Linked DNA regions of Mus musculus: regions 1, 2, 3, 5, 6 and 7 are each linked to region 4. The links are chromatin loops, found by intact Hi-C in ENCODE. Cell type or tissue: heart. All regions are shown on one strand.

Region 1 (4,000 bases), 160 kb before region 4:
GTTTGGATTTTTTTCTTTGTTTGGGATTGTTTTTTGTTTTGATTTGTTATTTCCCCATCTGTTTTAACACTTTTGGCAAATATGATACCTAGGATCATCAATGGGTATCCTTGGATGATCAACTCAAAATCCAACAGGAGTCAACAGAGCAGGAGGGAGGAGGGGTTGTTCTGGAGAGATCCACACGACTGACCATTATATTAAAAAGCTATTTCTCCAAGTTGTTCTCCAAATTTGCATGATGGAAAAGTTTACCTTTGTACTTGACAACCAATTGTCTTAATCTCCAGTCATCTTAACTCAACAGAGAAAAATTGATTTCTGACCTTTTTATAGATAAGAGGTTTTTCTGAGTCCACATTGAATATTCTACAACTGAAAGAACCTAACACATCCCTGCATTTCTTCACAGTAATGGAATCAAAATGAAATTACTCGTGTTCTTAAAGAAAAGAACTGCAGCTTGAAGAGTCAACATAGACTTCTGTCTCCCTAAGAAGCAGTAAATGTGAGGACATTTTTTATTCAACTACATAACTGGATCACATAGAAAACACCAAATTGTTGATTGGCAAAACTGTCCATATTAGTACAGTCCCCTGGTAGGGAAAATGCTGGCAGGAAGGAAAGTTGATTGGATGGCACATTTAGTTGGACAGATTTTTAAAATTGTTGTCCCTTTTATATTTCATGTTTTTGTCAGAAATCAAGAGAATGGAGTTTTTAAATCAAAATCAAACAGATAAGTATGGCAGTTTTATGTGTGAAAACAAACATAAGCAGTTCTATGCAGACTCAAGCATAAAATAATTCAGGCATGATGCTGGACTTACTAAGGTCAGCTGGTTTCTCCCACCAGAAACAATGGCTCTCAAACCTTATACATGCCACAGCCTCCTACCATGGGACATAACCTTTAATCCTATGAAATGTTTTGCTAAGTCACCATGTTGAAGTCTTGGAAGTTCACTAGGCCACCTAACATCCAACCCCATCACCTGAAGGTAAAATCAATCAATCAATCAATCAATCAATCAATCATATACCAGCGCTACAGCTTCAATGCACTCACTGTCTACATCTCTCCTGCTCAAAGATCAGGTTTTTGTTATCATCTGTCCCAAATTCACATTAGTATCTCTGAGGACAATGGTGCCCCTCTCATAACTTTCTAGTAGAGTGAAATAAAAATCCTTGTGATCAGTGCAAGAAAATAAAAGCAAGATTAACTAGTGTCTACCACTAACCAATATACAACACATGTGGTCGAAACCTCTCTGCCAACATGAGGCAGAAAACAAAAACAAACAAACAAACAAACAAAAACCAAAAAAAAAAACCAAAAACAACAACAACAAAAAAACCTTCTATTTCACAGTTCAGATATAATTATTGGCCACATTTTCCCAAGCAAAGATGGTGACTTTGGCTCATTCCCTGGGAGACTTTTCTTCCGGTCTTGGCACAGGGGTTGGCTTTTCTTTAACAGATTGTAGTAATGTACCTTTCACTTGATCCAGTTCACTCATTTATTCATTCAAAAGATATCAGAACCCAAAATGATACTTGAGAAGTAGCAAGATAGCAAACCCACATATTCACAGAAACCAGGCACCACTGGCTGCATCTGCCTGTCAACAGCATACCAGATTGGTCCAGCAAATGATCAGTTAACTCTAGTGATTCATTCTCGACTTATAACATTTCCAAGATGCTGAAATTCACCCATTAGGACAAATTTGTGGATGGCAGCCATTCTTCCAACTATTGCACCCTTTGAACTCCTAAACAAATTATGTATAAATGTTCCTAAACATCACTGTGGAAAGTCCTTCCAGTAATGAATGTGACTCATGCTCTGAATTTCCAAGCAGCTATTGAATAACATGAGCCGAGTGTTTTGTCCATGGCCTTGACCTGACCATTTCCACTTTAAAGATGTTTTGGCTTGGGCATGATTTCCAGAGCTGAGGTGGGTAAGAAGTCACGATTGTACTTGCTTCCTCTTTCTACACATTCCCCATGTACTGATTTTCCTAGTAATATTACTAAAATACAATTTATAAGACACTAATCCAATCACTTGATTCCTTTGCTTATAAGCCATCAATCACCAAATCATAGCCACCACCAAGGTGCCATTTCCCTTCCAACTCACAAACTCTGAGCATTGAAGTACCCCCAGTGACACAGCATATTCACAGGCCATATTCGTGGACTTTCATCTGACCTAGCTCTCCATAGAATGGTCCTGAAGTGTCATTCTTCTCTCATAACAAGCAGTCCTCAAGACCCAAGTTGTCAAAAGTGACTATCTAAAAGAGCATTCACTGACAACGCTAAACACAGGTTCACATAGCCTTCCTAAGTCAGTTTGCCATCTCCCTCTTACTGGAATTTCTTGCTAGTAAGTATGCAGTTTTGTTAAATGGACTATATTTTTCTCACTAGTTATTGAAAATCTCCCAATGCCTTACTATAATTCCATAGATCACTGTGTTGGTTGCAAAGAGTGACTCTTAGGATTCTTCTCCAATGTTGTATTGTCATCTCAGAACTGTGTAGCCTAATGGACCCCCTTGGTAAACCTCTACTCCCAAAAACATTTACAAGTCATAGTACCAGCAAGATTATGAAGTATCAGTGAAAATGGTTGTGGGGCACTACAACATGAGGAACTCTATTACAGGTTCACAGCATTAGGAAGGTTAAGAACCCCTGGTATAGAGAGAATAGAGAAACTTGCCATATGGGCAAGAACTATTCATCAGACCATAGCCAATGTACAGCTTCATTCTTCACTAGCATGTGCAAGTCCTGGTGAAATGATTCTTCTGAGAGTGTCATGTCATATCACATATTTCATAGCAAGAGTCACTGGTTTACTTTCAGTCAGTCTAAGAGAGGATGAGGCATAGAGGGAAACAAGTCATTGACTATATAGAACACATAGATTTTCCCTTATGGAGTCTCACTTTGTACAGAACCTGTTCAATATGGAATGAATTCAGAGTGTGTATATGATGATTATATCCAAAATATGTTCATAAATAGTTTGCACTTGAATATCAATTGATATGTGATGAGAAAAGTTTTTGTTTGTTAATATGAATACTCACTGAGCACTTGCACAATATTTAAAGACTCACAAAGATGGTAGTCATCTTGCTGATATTACCAAAAGCCAGAATCATGTAGAGACAAGGCAGCTGATGTTCATCAAGGTCAGATAACTGGCCACTTATCAAAACCTTGTTGGCTACACTCTACTGAAGGCCCTTGGACCATTGCCACCCACATTGTGCATATCTTTGTGCTGCTTCTTGGCACATTTAAGGAGACTGTCCTGAGTTTCTAAAAATTGTCCCCAAGGATGGCAATGTGAAAGCACACCATGAGGGAGTAAGCACCATGGGCTTCTACCATGTAACGTGAAAGAGACCAGGAACTAAGCTTCCCTGAGTAGAAGGGATCACTGACCAAGGAAGTTTCTCAGGAAAACCAATTAAGCTTCTGTTTCCATGGAATATCTGGATTCCCCAACACAACACACAAACACACACACACACACACACACACACACACACACACACACACAAGTGTGGATATAAAACTGCTCCTTTCTGCCAACTCATATTGTTCAGTAAATAGACCTCACCATTTCCTGGGATATGAGCCAATTTGATTACCTCCTTTTTCCATGCTTGGAAGCTGCTTGGCCGTGATCTCTTTAACCTCTGCAAAACCATGGGAAATGAGCTTGTAAATGCTGTTAATCCTTGAGAAGATTTTAGATCTGTGGACTTAGGTGTTTACTGGGAAGACACAAATTTCTCTGACAACAGCTATCATCCTGGTCAACACAGAACTCTGGACAGCTCCTACTCTACCCCCACCTGAAAAAAGAATCGTAGGAAAATGGTCTTTGCTACCTCACCAGCATCCCAGCACACTTGGGCTTTCTTTGCTCTCCATTCTCAACTCTCTTGTTTGTTTTAAA
Region 2 (4,000 bases), 440 kb after region 4:
AAGGTAGAAACCACAACAGAAGGAATCAGGAGTGGGGGCATCTTTTCTACTTGGTGGGTAGGGGTGGATAGATGCTTTGCAGATAGACCAGCTGAGGGTTCCAATGAGGAACTACAAGTGAGTAGAGCATCCAGGAACATCCATACCTGACACATCTCATCAAAGTCAGTAGATCCTCTCCTGTGCCCCATCTCCTCCTCAGCTGGTTACTACTCTATTCAGAGTCCTCTGCAAGTGACAGGGAAAGGACATGTGCACTCACTGTTGGAGAAGCGCAGTATCTAACAGCCATGCCTGTCTTCACAGAGCACGTACTGGGATGTTCAGGGGGGCCCTCAGGGGAATCACCACTGTCAGCTCCAGAGGCTGCACATGGAACCTGCTTCCTCTTAGTAACAGTGAAATAAAGCTGCAAATTGCCACAGACCCAGATCACAATCTTCATATCCAGGGAGCAAAGGGCTGGCAACATCTACACCCAGCACCTGGCCCTGCTGGGCTTGGGACTTAAAAGATAGGGATGCTTTTGATTCTCACTGTTGAGTCATGAAGGGAAATGTTCGTTTCCTATCAGGCCCACTCAGCTGGAATACTTTTAACGTGTCCCTCTTCTTTTCAAGCTCTCTTTCATCTCCCAAAATAGCCACATCAATGATGAATTTGTCCCGCGTGTTTTCTGCAATGAGTTTACGTCTCATTGGATTCTCATTACCTGAGCAGGAGCTGACTCATATGGGGGTCACATGTCACTGTTCCAGGCTCCGTCTCCAGGCATGGTGCTCCTACCTCCTTGCATTCGAGCCACCCCTCTCCTGCTCCTCTGACCCCACAGCTGTCTGCTCCTTCATGACTACAGAGCCACAGCCAGAATTCTGCTCAATGATGCTAATATTCCTGGTCAGACATATGGAGAGGAGGAAGGCCCTGCCTTAGCCCAGAGTCAGCTTACCTTTGTGTCTTGAATTTGGAAGGAAGAAACAATTTGCTTGCCAGTCCCCATAATCTTTATTGGAAAAGAAGCATTTTAACTGCTGGTGCTAGTGCCTGAGTTATGCATAGGATGCAGAAGCTGTCCTAAGATGTCACTAAAGGCATAATGCTAGCAGACAGCATGTCACCACACAATATTGCTTGGGGTGGGAGGGGATGGGGCAAGATGATCGTTTCACCAAATTTTATGGTCAAGTAGAACTCCCATCCAATCTAAGTGAAAAGGTGGCCTGAGGTCCTGTAATCAGGACACAACCTCTGCTCACATCTGGACTCCATCATTTCTTTGCTCCATGGTTGGCCAGGGGTTTCACCTTTGTTCAGCCTCAGTTTTTTTTTTTCACTCAGAAAATGGGTACGATATTATTGAGTGTACTAAATTACTGTCAGGAGTAAATGACATCATAACACATAAAGCATGTAGCCTGAATTCCGCTCAGTGAGGCTTAATTAAATGATGCTGTGGATGGAGCTGGGAAAGGATAGAGGAGGGAATGAATGGCCCCCAAGCATGCCTGCAGCAGATGCTGCCAGAAGTTGGATATGGACTCACTTTAAGAACTTCTGAAATCAAACTTTTAGTATCCAGGATGATGAAGCAATTCAATGCTTGAGTTCCTTTGTGCCTGAGGAGGAAGAGAACAATAAAACTGGAGATGATGAGAGAATTAATGATAAGTCCTGAAGGAATAAGACAGACGGGTTCACCGTGAAGTCTGCAGTGCATTCTGGGAACTGAGATTCCTTTTGCTGGGATTTTAAAGACGTTATGGCTCTAAATGAGCTGGTGGTGGAACAACCCAGCTAAGATACTTAGCAAAATGGCTTAACAACATGCCTTGATATTAATCTTGGAAGAATGCCTATGGAATATGAAGAAGACATTAGCTGGGAAACAGGAGGCCTGGATTCTAAATCACTGCACTATCTTAAAATAGCCCTTTCCTCCAGGGTTTCATTTGCCTTCCTTTCAAATGGCAGGGTTGAAACCTGTGTCCTTAAAGCTCCTTCCAGTGTGACACTCTGCAAGCCTTCCTGCGTCATCTCACTGAGCTGACCGGGCAGGAACTCTTCTGATTATTGCCCTCCCTACAGGGGTCCCTTAAGGGAGGAAACCCATTGAAGGACACAGGGAACTATAGAGCAAGGGTTCTGGGCTGGCTTGGAGAGGAAAGCTGGGGATCTGGGGAGGGAAGCCCCCAGCTCAGAGGCCTAGGCAAAAGCATCAGGACATACGCTGAGCAGTGGCTAGGTGCAAGGAAACCTTTGGAAGGAACTCTCCAGGGCTGCCATAGAGGACTCTGCATCTCTGGATTATACTCTGTCTCTCACGTCTGAGGGCCCTAAGGGCTTTTAATTTCTAAATAAATTTGACAAAAAGCCTTTGCAGAACAAAAGTCTGGGCAATTTTACAACAGGAGTTGAATTTCTTGCAAACATATTTTCTCATTCAGTAATCACCCAGCATCTGCTGGGCACTAGGCTTCAGTTCTGAAACAAAATAAGAGGAAGCCACCCTGAAACAGACTGTTCACAGTCCAGATGGGCTTCCAGCGCAGTCGTCGGCACAGAGGGCATCCTACTGTCTCCTAATGTCTCCCAGCATTTCAACACAGCCTGTAAAGAGACCATATTAAATACAGCACTGAACTTAAACTCAATTCCTTTCTCCATGATCCCCATAGCCATCTATTTGCTAAAACATTCTTTCACTGTGTTTTTATGTTTTATTTTTATTTTTCATTATCTGTGTTGGTGTATGTACATACACATGCACCTGTGCTTATATGTCTATGTTTGAGTATATGCATGTGTGTGTATACTCAAAGAGTCCAGAGGCACCAGATGCCCTAAGAACTGGAGTTGTAAGTTGTAAGGGTGTTGTAAGCTGAACATGTGATTGTTCAAATTAAACTATCATCCTACACACAATCAGTGCAAGCTCTTCACCACTGAGCCATCTTTCCAGTTCTCTTTTGTTTTGTTTTGTTTTGTTTTGTTTTGTTAAGACAATGTGACCCAGGTTGGCTTCAAACTCACATTGCTTCTTCCTCAGCCTCCCTAGCACTGAGATTACAAGCACCTGATGCTACCTCCATTGATCCCAGAGCACAATGGATGTCTTCTTCTGTGTAATAAAGTTGAGTGACAAGCTCTTAAGTGAAAACTTAATAATCTCAGGACACAAGCTGTGTCCTGTCTATCAACAGCATTGATTAATTTGCATAAAATATAAATTATGATCAAGGAACATTTGCTGAAGTAATGAATTACCTTTCACCATATATCAGACACTGTAGTAGAAATAATTTGAAGAGGTGTTTTAAAATAATGTATTCCCAAAAGTTATCATTTAGATTGGGAGAACAAACTGGATCAAGCAGACAAACACAAGTTACCGTACACTTTGCATAGAGTGAGTTAGATCATCACAAGATGCCTGTGTGTGGAACAGGGCTGGGGTAGAAAGGAAAGGCAACTTACCTCTGATGGGTCCACAATGGGAAACCTTGGGATACTGGAATAGAATGTCTACCTTCAGATGGTTTGTCATGACTTGAGGCAGAGAAGACACCTTAGAAGGACAGACCCTATTGGTGACCAGGCAAGGAAACAGAGAGAGAGAGAGAGAGAGAGAGAGAGAGACAGAGACAGAGACAGAGAGACAGAGACAGAGAGACAGAGACAGAGACAGAGAGAGACAGAGAGAGAGACAGAGAGACAGAGAGACAGACAGAGACAGACAGAAAGACAGAGAGGAGACAGAGAAAGAGAGACAGAGACAGAGTGAGAGAATTTTTTTCTGTTCTCTAGAAAATCTTAACTTCAGTGGTGAAGGTCCTTACCATTTTTTGAATTAGAACATAGACACTGACATTTTAAAAATTCCCCACTGTACATGTAGAAGTGGAAAAAATTCTGATCTAGGGTAAATGAAGGAAATAGAATTGCTACTGAGCCTAGTGACCAGAGCTCAACAAGAAGAACTTGTACTGATGGAAGGAGAGAA
Region 3 (4,000 bases), 72 kb after region 4:
GGAAGCACTTGGCAAAGACTCCTCATAAGGCAGAGGGCTGAGAAGCAGACAGCACAGACAGAACCACCAGCCACACCCAACCACTTAACCTCCACATCTCCTTCAAGTAGTGCCATAAGCCAGAGAGGTCCAAACATGAGCCTATGGGACCTCAAGCCATAACAACGGGCTCAAAGAGCTTAAGCATTCAATTAGATCATGGTTGTAGTACAGTATTTATAGCTTTGTATGCCACCCTGGCTGTCAGCTGGACTTAATATATTAAAAACCACAGTCTACTATGAGGAAGAAAGTGAGTCAGGAGACATTTTTAGAAAGCATGCCTTCTCCAGCTCACCCATAGCCCCTTGCTTTTCTTCTGTATGATTTGTGCTTCTTCCACCCTTCCTCTGTCTTGGGATTCTTACCATATCCTCATGCTCAGAATAACAATGTTATGCATGCTTTTTTGCTGGGCCCCTTACGGTATCTCTCGGTCCTCTGGCATTTACTCGGTATGCATTTGATGATACATGACTATGGCTATACACATGTGAATTTCTGAAAAAAAGACAAGAATTCAAGCATGACTTTCTGGAATAAGTGGCCCCAGAGCTACACTGAAGGTTGCTGATAGAAGAAGTATCACTATGTATCTTAACTCCCTTGATATTCAATGTCTCCATTAATACAAGTAGTCACACCAACTAGGTAAACTCTAAACCTTTGCTAGGTGAAAAATATTGAAATAGAGGCCCATAATTCATAAGCTAAGTGGTTTTTTTTTTCTGTACTACATATTATAATTTTTTTCTTTCCCAACTCTGGTTCTATAGAGTCATCAGTTAGTTAACAATTCAATGACCAGGCACTTAGCCCTAACTCTGCATTTTCCTGAGAGAGGATCATTCCTATGTATGGTTAGTCTTGAGTGTCAGCTCACTGGAATTCAGAAAACACTGTGGAAACAAGTGTTTTAGCATATTTGTGAGGGGTTCCTAAATGAGACTAATGGAAGTAAAAGACTCACCTTCAATGTGGGTAGACCATTCCAGGATGTGGAGTCCTGAAGTGAATAAAAAGGCAAAAGCAAGCTTAAGTACTAGCATGTATCTCCCTCTACTTTTTGATAGTAGATGTACTCTGACCAGCTACCTCAAGCTCCTGACGCCACCATAATTTTTCCACTATGGTAAACTATACCCTTGATCCATCAGCCAAAAAAAAAATCAATCTCTTCCTTCCTTAAGTTGCCTTAGTCATCAAGTACTCATCTCTTCCCCAAGACTCATGCGTTAAAGCCTTGGTCTGAAGTTGGCAGATGTGATCAATGAGAAGTGAGGGCTGACCTACTCAATGTATTCATCCATTGATGGATTTAGTAACAGATGGCTTTATTGAGAGGTCATGGAAACTTTCAGAGATGGTGCCTAGCTGGAGGGAGTTAGTCACTTGAAGCACATCTTTGAAGGATATATCATATACCAAAACCCTTTCTCTCCTTCTCCATTTTCCAGCTATCCTGGAGAGAGTAGCTACCCTCTCCCATGCCCTTCTGCCATGATGTGCCAGCAGCATCCGCAAAGTCAAATAATAAGAGAGTGAGTCATAGACTAGTCCTCTGAAACTGACTGCTTTAAAACATGAGTCTAAATAAATTCTCCTTCCCTTAAATGATTCATGTGTTCTACCACAGCAACAAAAGTCCTACTAACATGATGCTTAGTAAAAGCTATCAGAGAAAGGTTGGCCTCCTGCAGTATGGTATATCTCCTCCTCTTCTTGGTTCTTCTGCCCAGGGCACCATGAAAATAGGAGTCATACCTGCAGAAGATAATAGAGAACACCAATATTTATAACCAAAGCCAAAAGAAAGGGTACTGGGTGGGTCCCCTTCTTTTCCTCCTGTGCCCCTCCCAAGATGAACATTTAGTGTTCCCCAGGCTGCTCTTATCATCTTGTGAGGCACACAGTCTCTGCTTGTGCATCCAGAGTAGACAGAACATCAATGTTCTCAGATTCTGTCCAGGCCAACAAATCTCACACTTCCTTCCCAGGAGGGGAAGAGTGATCTCAAGGGTGGAAGCCATTGTTACTCCTTCCTGTGGGCTGGGTTGTTCTAGGAAGGATGTGTACTTCCCCTTGAAACCTTAATTTATTTACTTTTAAAATGGGAAATGATCAGACATTGGAATCCTATTGAAGCTAAAATACCTTAAACTTTGTGTTCCCATCTAGCTCAGAGCAGGGCTACTGCCCACACCATCCTGACAGAACTGAGTAGACTGTTTCAGAGGGAAAACTATTCCTATGGGATAGAATTTGCAATTCTCTAAGCATGATCTACTTAGACACATTTCACGGGTGGTGTGGAACAAGGAGCTGAAATCAGGAAGGCATGGCTCAGTTTGTCCTTCAAGAAAGAATACTATGAAAGCGATTCTTTGACAGCCCCTAGCAGTCATCTCTTTCAAGTTTGTCTCAGTATATCTGAGGTTGTAGTGTTCTCAGAATAGTCTATACATTGACTGAGAGTAGAACTACTGATATCTTAATAGTCGGTGTGTGCTGCGGAGCTCTGCTTTGGGTTAACACACACTTGTTCATCCTAAATCAATGACTATGCTTCTTTGATCTTCCTTTCACTGGTATTTCTTCCCAAGACATTTTCCATCCATGTGATTCCTATAGACACAGGAAGGCCAGGAAGATGACCCAAGACAAATAGGTAAAGAGAATCACTAACCACTCAAATAGCAATTGAGACATGTACCAGGAAAGAAGTAGGACACAGTTCCCAAAACATTAGTGGCTTCATTGCTAAAATTTCAACCACTGGAAGCTTTAAGAGACAATCTAGTAACACTTTGATTCAAATATTTGTAAATGTGGGAGAACCATTTGTAGAAAGAAAATCAGACCTCTCAGTAGTGCCAGGAATAAAGAAAATTTGTTAGGCTCTACAGGTATAGAACTGATATAATAAATACCCATACACACACATACACACACACACACACACACACACACACACACACACACACACACGGAATTTATGACACTGGCTTGCAAGTAATGGTTTTAGTAGTCTAATAATGGCTGTCTCCTAATGGGAGGGCCAAGGATGTAGTAGTTGTTCAGTCCATGAGACAGTATGTCTCAGTAACCCAAATCTTGTCTAGAGTTCCAGAGAAGCTGTAAGGAACTTCAGGTCTTGGATCTACATTGGAATCCCCAAAGAATTAGGTTTTAACACCAGTAAAGGAGTGTCACAGTGACAGGATATATGAACTTGCCATCAAGAATGAGGGCAAGTAGGCAAAAAAATAAATAAAAAATAAAAAGCTTCATTCTTCCATTTCTTTTATGTAGGATGCTGCCTGAAGGTGTGACCCAGCTTTAGGATGAGTCTTCTCACCTTACATGACCCAACTGAAAAAACTTTTCATGAGTCAGAGGGCTAAAGGACACTATGAGAACACAGCACACAAAACCAGCTAAGCAGGTCTCATAGGGGCTCACAGAGACTGAAGAAACAAACAATGTATGGGTCTGAGTTAGGTCCTCTGCATATACATTATGTCTGTGTAGCTTGGTGTTCTTGTGAGATTCTCAACAAGAATGAGAGTGGAAGATGGTAGGTGGGTAGTTTAAGGGATCTCTAGCTCTTTTGCCTATGCTTGGGACCCTTTTCTTCCAACTGGTTTGCCTTGTCCAGCCTTGCTATATGGGTTTATGCCCTTATATTGTATCTTGTTAGGCCATGTTCAGTGGATATCCCTGGGAGGTCTGCTTTTTGGGGGGACTAGAGGGAGGTATGAGGCATGGATATGTGATCTGGGGGGTAGGGAGGTCAGGGTAGGGTCTGGGAGGAAGGGGAAACTGAATTTGGGAGGTAATACATGAGAAAAGAATAAAAGAAAAAAGAAAGGAAATCCTCGTCAAGCATACCCAGGTGTTTAGTTTTAGTTGATTCCAGATGTAGTCAAGTTGACAACGAAGACTAGTGCTCACAGAGGGT
Region 4 (4,000 bases):
CTTTCTTCTGTACCTGGAAGACCTGGTGATCCATGATGAAGACTGAAGGAAGTAAAAGGGGAAGGGATTTGGAGTCAGGCGGATGGGGTTCAGCTTTCCCTGCAACTTCCTGCTTCCTTTGCTCAAAATGGCCTTGGGGAATTTGTGCTTCCCTCTCTGAACTTGACCTTCATCCTTAAAAATCAAACAATGAAACACCACAAGAATCTGTGAGAGGTAAGAAAGTACTTAACTCACTTGTTTGTTCCCAAGTGCTTAACCACTCTGAAAGGTGTGAATGAAATTCATTTTGACCCCTTTAAATTCCAAGCAGGATTTTCATGAGACAGTGAACTCTAATTTAATATATTTTTCTGTCTTCTTTTTTAAAAAAAAAAAAGTCTTTACAATTTTATTCATTTGTGTGTGTGTGTGTGTGTGTGTATGTGTGTGAATTAATTACATTAATTGATTGATTGGTGGGGCGTATGTGTACCATGGCACCCTTGTGGTCAGAGGACAACTTGCAGGGATGAGTTCTCTCTTTCTATTATGAGGGTTCCTAGAATTGAACTCAGGTCACTAGTCTGGGTAGTAAATAATACAGATTCTTTATGACACATGGCAATTCTAGACAATAATAATTACCTACTGAGGCTTTCTCTATAAGTGTGGATGTTGTATATCCATTTATGTTATGTATGTCCTTAATTGCTTAGCTGCCATGTTTATATGTTGTAATAAAAATGATTTAACAGGAGGAAAGGGAGCAGGATGCATGATTAGAAAGTAAAATGAAGAGTTGGAAATATTGACTTTTTAGTGGCAGAGGTTCTAAATGATGCTGGGAACCTCTAAGCCAATGACTTTATTATCCTGTATTTTAACATCCTTACCAGGTGGGGGAAAAGTCATTAACCAGGGATGTCTATAAGAATTCTGTATGTTACTCTTTTATCTAATTTTGTGCAAGGATTTTTTTCCCTCCATGCAGCAAATCAGGCACACTGAGGAGGTGAGTCCAGGTTTCATAGGAGCCTATGGTAGCCAAGGGGCTTACAGAGCACCTACTATGAACACATTTGCCAGCAAGGGAAGGTTATGGTCAGTTAGATTGCTTAGTTATCATGAAAGACCTACCAGGATGTTGTATATTAGGTAACTGAGTCTCTTCTAACTAATGTTCAGTCTGCGAGGTCCTCCTACACAACAACACCACAGACACATTTTTAATTTTATCAGCACCATGGATTTTTGTTTGTGGAGAATTAAGACCCTTCTCTTCAACACTGAACTAGGGTAAAGAAAAGGCAAGTATGGCAACAAAGCCACAGAAATATAAAGATGGACTCGACTCGGAGACCTGGTCACATGCAAGGAAGAAAACCAGAAGATAGAACTGGGGCAGGGAGGAGGAGGAGGAGCAGGAGGAGCAAGAGGAGGAGGAGGAGAACATGCAGACAGAGCACAAGCTGAAAGGGACCTTGAGTATTTTCAAATTAAGCTTGTCTTTTTTTCCCCATAATAACAGTTACTTCATATCCTCCTAAAGTTGGCATGTTTCTCTTGGGAAGATAAATCCTTTCTGGCAAGCTGGCTGCATTCTCGCTGAAGCAGGAAGCCCTAGTCATCATCCCATTATGCAATGCTGCGTCCGGCCAGTAATTGCCTATCTGACATGCTAGCCTCCCACATTCCTGAGATGCGTCCAGCAGAGGCAGGAGATGAGATTAGCGTGTGTTAGTGTATGTTTGCAGCTAGCCACCATTGCTCTTAGTCAGTGTGTCTTTCAGTCCCTATGTGCTGAATCAGGGACAAGGATTGTGGACCGTGGAAGACCTGCTCTGTCACAAGTGTTTGTCTCTAGGTAGAAATGCTTCCCTTTGGGAAAAGATGGAATTTCAGAGAGGATTGGCTTTGTTTTAAGCATATCTACCATCTATCTATCTATCTATCTATCTATCTATCTATCTATCTATACATACATACATATATACATACATACATAATGCATATGACAGATATATAGAGATATGAGACAGAGTGAGAATTTAATGGCTACAAAGCACCCAGAAAAAAATACCACGGCTAACCACATCATTATCCCTGTGTGAGGCTGTGCAGATTCAATTACTTGGCATATAGAGCACAAATAAAAGGTTAGGAACATAGAAATTGAGTTCTGCCACATACTATCTGTGTGACTGGAACTGTTTCTTTACTTTTTCTAAGTCTCATGTGTGCATTAGACAAAATAATAAGCACTCCACCAGTTAGTGCAATATGATGAGATCATGTGTATAAAAACCCTTGGACCATGTCTGCCTGTCAATACGTGCTGTTTATGTTTCCTGGATATATGTCAAGCATAGGTCAGGCTTTGTATTCCCAATCCTTCCCTCTCAGCCCCCAGCACAGCAGTGTTCTATGAGCACCCCTTCCAAGCAGAGACTGTGGGAAATAATTCTGTATCTCTAGCTTACCAAAGGGCTGGAGACACAGACAATCAGTGCATTTGTGCTAAATATTGATGGGAGGGAAGACAACGGGATGAGAGTGAAATACAGGGAAAAAGAGAGAAGGAGATGAAAATAGGAAGGTGAAAAGAAGGGGAGGGAAGGGGAAAGGAAAGATCGGAAGTAAAGAAGAGAGAAGAGGCAACGATAGAGGGAGGGAGGGACAGAGAGAGGGTGAGGGAATGAAGAAATGGACAGAGGAAGGAAAAGGAGAAGGGGAGGAAGGTAGTAGGGGAGGACAGAAGACTCAGAAGGATGGGGAGAAAGACAAAGAGACTTTAAGACTTCCAAAGTCAGTCAAGCCAGAGGGAGAATAAAGATCTTAATTTTTGTCTCCTGATTCTCCCCCAAAGAGTTGGTGTGTTGGCCCATTCTTCTTACCAGCTGAGTTTCTTCACTGGACCTTGTGTACCATTCTGTTTCTCCCCCCATGCTTTTACTTGCATGACTTCCACATCTATGGAGTTCTTCATCCCCATCCCTGTCTCTTCAAGTCCCTGCATCCATCAGTATTGTACATATCTTCTTTCTGGGTGCCTTTCTTGACCCAGTAGGCTATGTCATCACTAAGTTCAATCATTCTCCCTTTCTGCCTATTTCATGTCTGAATGTGCCTGCCCAAGTAATGTGCCATTACTGTGTGCGCCTCATAGCCAGAGTTCTTAAACATAATCTCCTGGTACAGACCATCCCCTCACTCTTGGGACTCAGACTCCTTATCTCTTGGTAGTTCAGACTGTGGACCTTTGACAACTGTCAAGGCATCCTGATGTTTGTCCAGATGTATACAAAGTGTATACCTGCACCGAGATATGACACTTGAAGATGTATCTTTCACAAATCAAATAGGGCACATTTTAAACCCTGCCTAACTTTACATTTGCTGTTTTGTTCTGTTCTTATCCTTCAGCTCCAGCCTTAGAAAAGAGCATTTCTGCCATTGCACTGTGTCTTAGAACCACTCTAACTTCACATTGCAAACTGTATGGCCAGAAACAATGAAATACATACATCCACCCTGGAGGTTAGAGTATGAAATCACAATGGCTTTGAGGCTGTTGTCTCTCTGAACTCCTCTAGGGAAGATTTCCTTGATTCTTCTGTTGGTTTTCTAGACATTTTGGCATCCACATTGCCTGCCACCCTGTCTGCACATTTGTCCCTTGGCACTCTATCCCCATGTGGCTCCTTTTTTTTTTTTTAATAAGGACACCAGTCACATTAAATGAAGAATCCTCCCCAGTCCAGAGTGACATCATATGCTTTAATTATACCTGCATCAGCCCAACTTCCAAATAAGGTCACATTCTGTTGTGCCCTCAGCTGACATGTCTTCTTTTTAAAGGCCGAATCATCTGGTGGATAACACTATATTGTACATACAAGCTAAGAAACTCAAGTGGTAGAGAAACTGCATCAGAAAAAAGAAGACAAGAACTGAAGACTAAATAAACTCAGAAACTATGAAGTAACTAGAATGGCTCTTAGGGCTCCTTTTTTGATTG
Region 5 (4,000 bases), 310 kb after region 4:
TGTGACACCTGTCTTTCACACCAGAAAACCAGGGTCTAACATCTGCTCTGGTGGCTTCATTCTGACTTGTGGCTTTGAGCTGGCTAGTTCCTTCCTCTTTTCAGCCTCTGGGTCTTACACTCTGAAGCCTTCCACCAGCCACCAAGCCTCTGATTGCTTTTGCGCCTCTCCATCTTCTAATTTCGATTTTAGATCTCCTTTGCAAGTTTGCATGGCATTTCTTTATCCACATACTTCCTGTAACATGTTTCTCGAGATTTTTCATTCGTGGGTAGTTATCTACTGATCTCGCCAGCAGGAAAGACCTTCACAGAGCTTCCTATCTTAAGTGCATTTAAGGTTTAATGTACAGGGGCTCTTCCCCAAGGAAGACTTCACAAACAAGTCACAAGTTTGTGCAGGACATTTCTAGACCTCCTGAGAAGCCATCTAGACAGACTGTCCCTCAGAGATAACTATTATCAAATGCTCTTCTTTCCTATCCTTAACTGTGCTGAGATCCTGAGATGTTACAGCCCATCCCCCACCCCAAAGAGAGTATAGTAGGAAGTGTGTACAAAAGTGTGTACTTAAGCCCCCACCTCCCACCTGCCTCTGACACTCAGTCTCTGAGCAGGCTTGAGGTGGTCACTTCTGAAGGAAGTGCTGAGGGGGGGTTGGGTGGCTAATCCCATTGTATCAGCTTTCCTGGGAAGTAATTCACACAAGCATACAGTTATATTAATTATTAACTGCTACATTTCAGCCCCAGGATACCTGCTAGGCAAATTCTCTACCAGAGAGCTATGCTCTCCTCTTCTGAATTTTGCTTTCAGAGACTGAGCTGTTTACCTCTGCCAATTAACATGTTACTACGTCATCTCCTTCTGCCTCTTTTTGGTATAGTTTTGACTGTGTAGCTGGCTTAAGCCAAGCTTGTAGTCACACCAGGCCTGCTGGGCAGCACTGATTTGCAAACCCTGGTCTCTGCTAGCTTTTGGAATGAGTAGCCCTGACCTTCTCATGCCTGTTCAGCTAGTGTGGGGCAGGAAGGGGAAGGGTGGAGGAGAGTTCCCACCCTTTCCTGCATAACAACACAGGACCTCAAACGTGCACCCGCTACCCAAACAGCCAACAAAAGAACACTGTCTTCATGTGCCTTGTGTTTCTCCTTGCCCAAGTCCTCACATGAAATCATCCTTTAAATCCTTAAATTGTGCTTTTTAAAAAGGCTCTTTCAACCAGGCAAAATTGCCTCATTATTTGCAAGAATGTATCCACAATGCAAAAATAGTATATGAAAGAAAAGCTGCATCAATTAATATCCACATCTTACTCAGCTCTAGACAATAATTGCTAAAAAGAATGATTTCTACTAATTTAACATATTATCTGGGGTATGAAGAATCTTTCCTCCATATGGAGAGAAAAGAAGCACTCAGATTGGTCTGAGCAGTCCATGAGCCTTCTACCTGGCCTTTGTATTGTTATTATCATTATTATTATTATTTTAAATAACCCTGCTTATTATACTTCAAGAGGTTCCAGACAAAAAATTAGCAAGTTGTCTGCTGATGAATCACTGACAGCAAAGGCTGCAGACAGTGGAAGCAGCTGCCACACTTAGGGAAGACCTAGCAGATTGCAGGAAGGGAGCCAGAAAGCCCCAAGAATTGCCTCTTGGAGGCCTGTTTGACTTTCTCCAGCTTGCACTATTCAGTTTCCTCACCAGGACACTGGCGAGAAGGCTCTGCCGCAGATGTCTCTGGAGCTGTAGATTGGCATTTGGACATTTCTCCGTGTCTCCTGATGAAGCCAGGACTTGGCTACGGTGGTTCTCACAGGAGTGCACACAGGCAGGAGGACCCTGGTATGCCATGGCTTTCTCCTTCCTAACTTAGCTTTGTTTCCAAAACTCAGCTTTAATGACTGAATTAATTTACTATGTGCAGGGAGAAAGTCGCAAAGCCTGCCATTACAACCCACTTGCATCCCCAGTTCATGCCCTGTGCCCTCTCCTTCCCACCCAGCTTGCTCAGATTTCACCGAAAGGAGACACTCCTCCCCAACCGGAATCGCCTAAGGCAAGCTCACTGTGTGGGAATAAAGATGAGTGTGGCTCTTTCCCTATGCAGCAAGAGAAAAAGGAAGAGAGATTCTTTATCCCCCACACTGAGGAAAGCGCGTTAGTGTTAACTGTTACAAGAGCTCCTGTTGCCACTTTATGAAGTTAGCCTAAGAATGAGGAGATAGATGGAAGCGTCAGTCTTTGGACAAGCTAGGTAAAGTCAGAAATCACATTGGGGTGAAAGCAGGTTGGTCAGCCGTCCTGCGTCAAGCTTATCGTTGTGCGTCAAGTTTATAGGGCTCCCACCTTCCTTGCATGACCAGAAGAGAAACCGAAATGCAGAGCGAATGTCATGGAGAGAAAAAAGGAGAATACAGGCTGGAGAGATGCTTGTCCTGCTGGCATGAGAGAATGAGTTTGGACGCCAGCACCAACATAGAAAGCCAGGCTCAGAGACACTTTTGTAATATCAGTTCTGGGAAAGAAGAGCAGGTGGAGCCCTGAAACCCATTGCCCGGCTAGCCCAACTGAACTGATGTGTTTCAAGTTCAGTGAAAGGGCCTGTTTCAAAAAGTAGCTTAGTTGCTTAGCATTTAGGAGCACTTGTTGCTCTCGGAGAGGACCTGGGGTTCAGTTTCTCAGCACCCACATAGTAACTAACCAACACCCATGACTCTCTTCCCAACGAATGCGATGCCCTCTTCTGTCTTCTGGGGACAACAGGCACACACACGCAGCATATACAAACATGCTGGCAAAGCACTCATACACATAAATAAAATAAAATAAAATGAAATAAAATGAACTTTTTTAAAAAGTAAGCTAGAGAGCAATTGAGGATATTTAATGTCACCCTCCGGCCTCCACATACACATGGGCAAAGCCACAAAGATAGAAAGATATACTAGGGGCAGGGTTTCTGTGTTAAGGCAGCTCACTTGAGTATGCTGACACCTCTGTGGATGCAAATGGAGGCCTGGGAACTCGCTCTTCACCCCTGCAAAGCTCTAGCTTTCTTTCCTTGGTGCTCTGGAAGATGTCCCCAAAGCCTTCTGGAGAGTTCTGTTTTAGCATCCCTAATCCTGGAGGCAAGAGGGCCGTTGGGAACATGTCCAAGGGCTGAGGCTTCCTCAGCCCACACAAGAGGCCTGGGAGGTCAGTGGGCACAGCCCCCTGCATGTTCAGACGGAAGGGTTCTGAACGGAGTCTTGGCTCCGGAGGCTGTATAGGTTCAGGAAGCTGCAAGCTCAGTAGAGCCAGCCGGGAAGAAGACAACAGAGCTGGTGCTGGACCCTTTGATCCCCACAAAGAAACCAAGCCATGGCTGAATGAAGGTGGACCTTTACCAAGGAGCTCATGGCTTTAGCTGTGCCTTCTCCAGATGTCTTCAGCTAAGGAGGAATCGGAGAAACAGGGCAGCCCGCAGAGACCTGCTCCGAGGTAATGAGCGGAAATAGAAAATGTAATTAACATGTCTGCCCTGAGAAAGGAGAGCTAACTCTATTACCCTCCTCCTCCCTGCTTCCATTATGAATGATTGTGTTTCAATTATGATCCCAAAAGTATTTCCTTCAGGAAATATGTCAGGGTTCCGCAATAGGAAAGAAGGAAATGGAGCCATGAAAGTTTAATTTATTGCGGTGACTGCATTTTAAAAAAAGGGGGGGAAAGAACAGAACTGCAGGGGGTGGTGACAAATACAGCGACTCACCTGCTGTGAGCAGGCCCTGTTTGTATAAAGGAGGCCCAGCCTGTCTAAACACTTGTTTGATGGTGTAGGATGGAGAAGGAGAGGGGATCCCCACCCTCCAAGGCACAGTGTGATATGCTGGCTCCCTTGTGACATTTAGGAAGGCGAGCACTTGGTTTGAGGGTGATCAGCAGTCTGGCTCCAGCACCCTACCAGATACTGGCCTGAGTGAGTAAGGTGGGCCCAGTGCCACCTCAAATCGC
Region 6 (4,000 bases), 110 kb after region 4:
TTGCCTACTAAATTTAATGCTTTAGCTGGGCATAGTTGCTCTTGATTACAGTAACTTGGAGAAGATGCAAAAACCCCCAACACTTAGTACATGCAAACAGCAGCATTTAAAGAGTCTCTGGTTTCCTCTAAAAATCGGAAATAAATAATCTCAGAACTGCCTTCTGAGATCTTCACCCACCCGGTTTTTGCAAGGAAGCGCTCCAAGTCAGCACGAAAGAAGGTGATTTCACAAAGCAGCCAGTGATTAATTGAGGAAAAGTGTAATACAGTATTTGTAGCACAGCTGTGCACATTACCCATTTTAAAGGCAGCACAGTCGCACTTCCACCTCAATAAATAAATAAATAAATAAATAAATAAATAAATAAGAAGAACCTAAATTTAAGTGGTAATGTATTCTTGATCTACATCTGGGGAAGTCCTGTTCTCCACTGCAGTAGGAAACTGACTGTAGTCAAATACTTTGTTATTATCCTTCCTTGGTCCTCTTGTCTGGTACTCGGTTAGCACACACAAAGACACACTGACACATAGAGACACAAACCAGTTACTGTTCAGGGTCAAAGACAAAAAGGAAATTGAAGTGTCCTTCTTAGTACTAGCCCAGGGGGCTCTAAAGGGCAGTCTCTAAACAGGCAAAGGTGGCCTTGTGGGTGCAGGGGAGTAGCAATGGGGGTGTGCAGTCAGGGAGTCTGAAGACGCGAAGAAACCTAGACAAAAAGAACCAAAGGATTCGTTGTTCACCCAAAGGTGCGCAAGGGGCGAATTTCCACCCCAACCTTCCTTTCCAGGCTTCAAGCCGAAGAAAGAGCTTTAAAACTCCTCTTTTCCCCGGCTAGAGCCTTGGTCTCAGCCAGAGGGGACACTTTTTGTGTCTCTTTTAAAAGGCCACCTTTGGAACAAAGGTTTAACACCTGCAGGCTGCTAAGAACAATGGCTACAAAAGAAACCAGAGGAGCAGCGTTTGAAAACCAACCGGGGATTCCCTAGTCCTTGCAGCGAGGGGAGGGGAATCGACTCAGAGAGAGAAATGCCCAGGCAAGGGGAATCAGCCCGGTGCACCCGAGCTCTACGAGCCTCCTAAGGGGCACGCGTGTCCGTGCCCCAGTTCAGATTCGCCGCCCTCCCTTCCCGGATCTCCCCAAAACGCCCCCGCTGCAGCCCGCCTCATTGTCTGAAACGGTCTGAAAACTTCGCAACTAGTCGAACGTGGACAGACACACAAATAAACCCTCTTAACGAGGCCACGCATAATGATCCCGGGAGTCTTTCGCCCCTGGACTTGAGAGCTTTCCGACCTCCCGCACCGTCCCCGGCCCCTGGCAAAAGACCCAGGATGATTTTTTTTTAATTTTTTAAAAAAAAAATTTTAATTTTTTTTAAGCAAAAAAACAAAACGCAAAAGCAAAGCTGGGCTGGTTACCTTGCAAACCAGCTCCTCTCCGCTGTGCAGATGCACAGCGCGGAAAACGTGGTCTCCCTCCAGAGGCTCCAACAGTAAGTATTTCCCGATGCAAGAAACGCAATGCGACAAGTTCGGAGTCTCGGGCGGGCTCGGAGAGCCAAGGTTCGGGCTGAAACTCTGGCTGGGCTCAGCGGACCTTATAGACGACAGCTCTTCGAAATCCTGGGTTTTGTTCCGCGATCTCCCATATCTCGCTATTGTGATAGGGGTAGACCTGTGTATGTTCATGAGTGTGAGGATCGCACACGACAAAACAAACAAACAAACCAAAAAACCCCTCTGGAGAGATGGATGAGCCGCGCCGGTGCAGGCGCCTCGGTGCTACCGACTTAAAAGGATCAAGAAGGGAGGGGACCCGTCTGGGGCTCCGTGGAGGAAGAGTTAAGAACTAGCCCCCAGATGGGCGCTGCAGGGCTGGTCCCCGGCTGCGAGCCCCGCTCCCGGGGGTGCTCGCTCTGCGGACAACTCGGGTCCTTTTGTTACCCAGAAGCTGCCAGCGCGGTGCAGAACCGCACGCTGGACTCAGTGGGTCTCTGTTCGCAGCGTGGATCTGGACGAGTGAGCGTGCCTCTGGGGTGAGGAGCTGCAGCGCCGGGCTTCTGAGCGATCCCCAGCTGAGGATCCGCAGACCGGGCGGAGAAGCCCTGCGTGGAGTTTGTGCAGTCTTCAGGGAGCGCGCGGCGCCGGCTCGCCCTCCACGCGTTAGAAACCAAACAAAAAGAAAAAGGAAATAAGCTCGGGTCTACCGGCTCACGCCGCGCGGCAGCCAGAATCCGCGCTGCACCCCCCTCTTTTTGGTGGAAAGGGTGGGGGGCGTGTAAGGGGGGTGCTAGAGAGGGCAGTTACCTAAGTCTTAACTGTAGATGGCGTCTGAGGCTTTTCCAAAAAATCGCAGAGCTGTCTCTCTCAAGAAAAAAAAAAAAAGACAGAAAAAAAAAATTGCAAAGGCGCTTTTAACTTGGGGCGGTCAGCAGTGGCAACAAAAGATTGCAAAAGCTGAGTAGGGAGTGCGCGGAGTAGGGCAGGCACAGGTACCGCGACAAAGCCCAAGGCAGAGCCCGCGCGGTCAGCACTAGCTCTTGCTGTCGCTGCTCACGTCCCAGATCCTCCTCCGATGAAGCAAGAAGTGCGGGCGGTGACCTGGGGGGTACCAGCAGCAGGAGCTTTCCGGGGGTCCTGCAGGAGCTGCCAGCAGATGCTCCCCGGACTCCGTCAACCCGCGGCGTTCCTTTTCCGCTGCACAACTGGGTCTTGAGCCTTGAAACAATTTGCAAACCACTCTTGTCTCCCGATGCCTTGCGACCAAATTGCACGGCGGGGTTTGCTCTGCAGGAAAAATAAAAATCGACGGCTTGTCTTCTTTTCTTATTATTTTTTTTTTCTTGCCACCCAGAAGTAGGAGAGGACCGTGTATTTAAAAATTAAAGGGGATGGCCACGGCGCCCTAGGCCAATCCCGGCGCTCAAGCACGCCCGCATCCCCGGGCGAGGCGGTATTAATAGTTACTTACGTGGCCGGGGATCTCGGAGCGAGCCCGGCTGTGTGTGCGCGTATGTGTGCGCGCGCGCCTCGCTTGCTCGCGCTCGGTCTCCCCATTCAATGTCACCGACACATTTCCACAGAGCCCCCGCCCTCTTCGCCGGCCCCGCCCTACCCACGCCCCGGCCCCTGTCATTGAGCCCGGAGCCCATCAATCAGCGGCGCCGCTGCCAGTGCGCGCGCGGCTCCCCTGCGCCCGCCGGCGGCCAGGGCTGCTGCCGCCACTCCTGCAGTGCCCCCACTGGGGGCGCCAGCCTCGCCCCCGGATGGCTCGGCCAGGCGCGAGGTAAACAGTGCTTTATATCCTTCCGCAGTCCAAGGGCTCTGGGCTCCCCTGGCCTGCTGTTCGCGCTGCAGCGACAGGGATGCTGGACTGTGTATCTGCCACCGTCGCCACGCAACACCGGCAGGCTCAGGTCAACTTTGAGACTTAGATCCTCTTCCCCGGGATTTTCCGCAGAAAGCCTCGCATCTTCTGGGTACCGGGCACCCCTCTGCTGCTATGTTAACCTGAACAAGCAGTTCCCCGCGGGTTTTAAAAAAAATGAAGGATTCTTGCAGCCCACAGTCTCTAGAATTAGTTTTATTCTTTCTCTCCGGTTGCTTATCATTTCAACAGAAGTCCATTGTGAGCTTGTAGTTAGTGTCACCACCCCTCCCCCACTTACCAGTTATAGGATTGGGGATCCTTTCAGAGTCTTTTGACTTCAGGACAAGGTCTTTGGGGAGAGCTCAGGAACACACACCTTTGCACCCACACTTCCAGCAAAGGATGTTGGCTCCTAGCCAAGGAGTCAGGCTTCTCCAGCCCCGGCATCTCAGTATTTAGGCCAAGAACACATTCAATACCGGGTTCAACGGAAGGCTGCACTTTGACCCTTGCTTATTCTTAACTTCCTGGGAAGGTTCTGGACCATTGGCTTGAACAGACCTGGGGAAAGTTCAGACCACAGCTTAAGCCTCTTGACTTTACCTAATGCATCCTGGTAAGAGT
Region 7 (4,000 bases), 170 kb before region 4:
CTCATTACATTGATTAAACTCTGAAACAAGCTCACAAGCATTATTCAACCTAAGTGCACAACTTTGAGAAATATCAGAGTTCAGTCCCTCTGGCTTATTGTGGACAAAGACAGCAAGTTCCCACTGCAACAGTACTGAGCTATCTCCCATCGGGAACTTAGAGCAGAGGGAGTAGTCAGATGCTGATGATGTCAGCATGGTGTGACAAACATGCTTCCCCATTGAAGATTCCAGAGGTTTAGAGTTAAATTCAAGGGGCTCAGATTCGTGCAAAAGTAGTTTTCTTGCTTGCAAAAACTGTAATTCTGTGTGAGTGTGTGCGTTTGCGCATGCACATACATGCCAACACATGCTGCCGAGGTTAGCAGAAGGCAGTAGGTGTGGTCTTCTGTCTCTGTTCTCTTTGTTTCTTTGAGGCAGAGTCTCTTGTTAAACATGAAGCTTGTGTTTGCCCACTAGGCTGGCAGCCAGCGAGTCCCATTGGTCTTCCTTTGTGTTCACGGAGCTGGAGCAGCAGGCCACTACTGCATACCTGGCTCTTTCATCCTGAAGCTTGCAAAGCAAGCTTAACACAGCAACAGCTCTTCACTGCTGAGCCATCTTCCAGCCCCGCAAACATAGTTTCTGTTCTAAAGAACTGCACGGACTCTACCTCACAAAATGTCCAAGGTCTCAGCCCACTTCAGCTGGTATTAGGTCCTACCCTTTTGTCACACTTAAGGCTGTTGTGACAGTTCTAACACAAACACCCTCTGCCAGACTCATGTGGGACGTCTACAGGTTCACACAGTTTGTGCCCTAATTCCTTCAACCCCAACGGAAATCTCTTCATCTTTGATCACCAAAACTGTCACTTCTTCATTCTCTTCTGATTTTTCCACTATGCCTAATGTTTCTTGGCCCAGTTAATCTGCTCTTCTCTACCATCCACTGTCTGCCATGCCCCCCACATGGCGTTACCACCTACCTGCTTCCACCCCTGCCCTTCTTCACTCCCCACTACAGGTACACACAGAGGGAAAAGCCAAGGTTCTCTTTCCCATCTACACAAAGTCACTAACACAAGATACTTCCTAAAGCAGCAGTCAGCTTCTACTAGTGTGAATTAAAATAACAAACGATACTTAAGTGAATATACTGTATCAACCAATCAGGAAACATCTCAGTTTATAGTTGGCTGTATTGTGAATGTTACTTTTGAATGTAAATGTCTCTTGTAATCCCTGCCTTTCTGCCTACTGCAACAAAAGAACAGTCACTTTCTTCATCTTTTCCTTGGATACATCTTTAATCCCATCCGTGAACCTCTCAGATTCCATGCAATCATCAGGCAAGACTTTACCTAAAAAGCATTTTATTCCTCCAAGAACCAATGTTCTTCTGGATATATATATGCCCAGGAGAGGTATTACGGGATCCTCCGGTAGTACTATGTCCAATATTCTGAGGAACCGCCAGACTGATTTCCAGAGTGGTTGTACAAGCCTGCACTCCCACCAACAACGGAGGAGTGTTCCTCTTTCTCAACGTCCTCGCCAGCATCTGCTGTCACCTGAATTTTTCATCTTAGCCATTCTGACTGGTGTGAGGTGGAATCTCAGGGTTGTTTTGATTTGCATTTCCCTGATGATTAAGGATGTTGCATTGGAAATGTAAATGAGGAAAATACCTAATAAAAATATTAAAAAAAAAAAAAAGAACCAATGACCAATGTTCTTGAAGTTGCAGGAAAATTGCGAAAGAGATCACGAGGGGGCGCCAGAGCCACACTACAAGGCAATCCAGAGGCTGCCTCTCAGAAAGAGGTGTGTTTGCCTGCAAGCACATTGGTTTGCGGTTTGTATAGGATCTAGATTCTGTTCACTTAAGCTCACCTTGACGGAGGTCTGGACTTATCTATCACCACACCTGCTCGATTGAAAGCTGAGTCCCACAGGATGAAACAAATTTCTGTTTCTCAAGCCAAAATAATAATCATAATCATCATATAAATGGGTTATTGAATATGACTTGGCTCTGTTTTCTTGATTTGAAATCTAGCATTTCTCTGCTGGAAGGGGATTGAGAATTCCTCTACTTATCATTATCCATCTCCTCCCCACAGCATAAAACAGAGAGATACTGAGTTTGGAGAGAAAAGTTTGCCTGGTAATGATAGTCCGAGCAGTTAGTAGCAGCAATGGCGCTAATGGCAAAGCCCTGCGGTTCTAGAACCTTCGTTCCGTGGGTTTCTCCAAAGTAGCTTGAGTGTGCAGTCCCCACTATGTCCTCTGAAGCTCAGAGAAGTAAAATGCCTTCACAGGCTCTCCAGGGAGGTATGATGCTTTTAAGAATAAGTTGTCTTTGGTCTCCTAGTCTAATCAAAGGCTAATTATTTGATCAAAAAAGCCAAGATTTTCTGTTTAAAGGGCCATTCATTCTAAATTTTAAATCCAAAATGAATTTTTTTAAAATGTCAGTTGGATGTGTGTGTGTTACTGATTATAAGTAAAGAAGAATAGGTCATGAATTTGAGGATATGAGAGGAGTTAGAGGGGAAGGAGGAATGCAAATGATGCAAATACAGCACTCATGTGCACAATTTTTTAAAAAAGGATTAAACTAAAAAAGGGGCGTGGAACTAATACTGACTTGGGAAGCTTCCGTGTCCCTCTAAGCTGTGGGTTGCCGTGCGTCAAATGTGTCAAGAAAACACTCTCTCAGCACTGAATTATTTTTTAATGACGTGCTAAAGCACAGAGACTGTGAAGTCTTACTCAGGCAAGGCTGTGTGAAGTGCTCTGTGGCAGACAAGGGGTCCACAACCCCCCACATTCTTCCCTTCTCACATCTCTGCACGCATATGCCAGTGGAAGGAACAAGTCAGAAAAGTGAGAACTGACACAGATGGAATGAAGCAGGGGAGAGGGACCAGACTGGGGAGGAAGGAACCCACAGATATAAAGGGCGTGTGCAGGAAAGGCAGTCCAGACAAGAGCATTAACTGCTCACTGGTTGGACATGAGTGTAGTGTGTTCCCCGCTGATTCCCTGAGCTGAAATTGTTTCACCACTGTGAAGTATTATGGACACTCGGGCCTAGCATGATTACCAGGGGTGGGGGTGGGGGTCCATTTTGCTCTGTCACCAAAGTAGAGTCTTCATTAATGCACTGTGCTGTCCTTATAAGAAGAGAGAGGGAGACTGACCAGAGGACACAGAGCATCAGCTCCAGGCTTTTTGTCAAACCCCATATGGTAAGTAGGCCATCACCGGATATGGGACTTCAACTTTGCACGTATATGATTATGACCCCAAACACTCTTTTTAAAAAATATGAGTTACCTAATTTTAGTTTTGTTCATTATACTCACAGGAATCAGAATAATACAAAATTCAAAACATCATAGCAAACACACACACACACACACACACACACACACACACACACACACACATACATTACTCCAGCAATGCTCTACCTTATAAGGGGTCCATAGCCTTCCCAAACAGTACCACCAGCTGGAAAAATGAGTGCTCACACACATGAACCTGTGGAGGACCTTTCTCGCTCAAACCATCACTATACATTTATGATGGATTCATTCATCCACTCATTCATTACATAGCCAAGAAAGAAAAATTTTATATGTTGGCACTATATACTAAATCTCATCAACTAATTCATTGTGTTTCTTTTCTTTGTTTTTTTTTTAATCGTATTTCTAGTTTGCCTTCATGTATGTCTGTGTGAGGGTATCAAGTCCCCTGGAACTGGAGCAACAAACAGCTGTGAGCTGCCATGCTGATGCTGGGAACTGAACCCACTAGGGTCCTCTAGGAAGAGCTGTCAGTGCTAGCAACTGCTAAGCCATTGCTCCAGCCGTTCATAGTTTTCCAGATGCCACAGAGAAATGTGATGTGCAGATGCCTGGTTGAATCGCGGGACTTGGTAGAAGGGAGAATGTCATGTGAAAACTGCTAAGGATTGATTAATATTTGAGTGATTTCCATCTCAGACT

What was found. Peaks named below come from ENCODE experiments on the same cell type or tissue, not always from the same donor. Only the 100,000 strongest peaks of a DNase experiment are listed, where the experiment ranks them.
Region 1: a loop joins it to region 4, with 2.5 times the contacts of the local background. A loop is called at or near these places in 5 of 42 quality-filtered maps.
Region 2: it touches region 4 in a loop (2.1-fold over the local background); 3 of 42 quality-filtered maps call a loop at or near these places.
Region 3: it touches region 4 in a loop (5-fold over the local background); 4 of 42 quality-filtered maps call a loop at or near these places.
Region 5: it touches region 4 in a loop (2.6-fold over the local background); 7 of 42 quality-filtered maps call a loop at or near these places.
Region 6: it touches region 4 in a loop (8-fold over the local background); 8 of 42 quality-filtered maps call a loop at or near these places.
Region 7: it touches region 4 in a loop (3-fold over the local background); 5 of 42 quality-filtered maps call a loop at or near these places.

Annotation. Positions count from the first base shown.
Region 1 is chr12:15,540,898-15,544,897 of GRCm38, forward strand. No RefSeq gene overlaps it. Among named protein-coding and RNA genes, the nearest start is that of Gm40287, 63 kb to the right of the region's middle. In heart, no CTCF peak of the experiment used is centred here; no DNase peak of the experiment used is centred here.
Region 2 is chr12:16,138,891-16,142,890 of GRCm38, forward strand. No RefSeq gene overlaps it. Among named protein-coding and RNA genes, the nearest start is that of Gm48606, 91 kb to the right of the region's middle. In heart, no CTCF peak of the experiment used is centred here; a DNase peak (open chromatin) is centred at 2,021.
Region 3 is chr12:15,775,230-15,779,229 of GRCm38, forward strand. No RefSeq gene overlaps it. Among named protein-coding and RNA genes, the nearest start is that of Mir6387, 24 kb to the right of the region's middle. In heart, no CTCF peak of the experiment used is centred here; a DNase peak (open chromatin) is centred at 2,022.
Region 4 is chr12:15,703,064-15,707,063 of GRCm38, forward strand. Gm40287 (a long non-coding RNA gene) reads left to right here. Exons shown (of 6, transcript XR_872503.1): 2 at 1-216. Among named protein-coding and RNA genes, the nearest start is that of Mir6387, 96 kb to the right of the region's middle. In heart, no CTCF peak of the experiment used is centred here; a DNase peak (open chromatin) is centred at 1,628.
Region 5 is chr12:16,008,386-16,012,385 of GRCm38, forward strand. The region is part of intron 1 of Gm36235 (a long non-coding RNA gene); the gene reads right to left. Among named protein-coding and RNA genes, the nearest start is that of Gm36235, 5.1 kb to the right of the region's middle. In heart, a CTCF peak has its summit at 1,693; DNase peaks (open chromatin) are centred at 636 and 1,006; H3K27ac peaks cover 1,722 bases.
Region 6 is chr12:15,813,806-15,817,805 of GRCm38, forward strand. Trib2 (tribbles pseudokinase 2) reads right to left here and starts at 2,980. Exons shown (of 3, transcript NM_144551.5): 1 at 1,426-2,980. The coding sequence starts at 1,695. It overlaps Gm5432 (a long non-coding RNA gene), which reads left to right and starts at 3,132. Exons shown (of 3, transcript XR_001780551.2): 1 at 3,132-3,292. In heart, CTCF peaks have their summits at 1,497, 2,313 and 3,253; DNase peaks (open chromatin) are centred at 2,176, 2,586, 3,126, 3,816 and 3 weaker places; H3K4me3 peaks cover 4,000 bases; H3K27ac peaks cover 4,000 bases.
Region 7 is chr12:15,534,227-15,538,226 of GRCm38, forward strand. No RefSeq gene overlaps it. Among named protein-coding and RNA genes, the nearest start is that of Gm40287, 70 kb to the right of the region's middle. In heart, a CTCF peak has its summit at 1,754 (motif pointing right); a DNase peak (open chromatin) is centred at 1,775.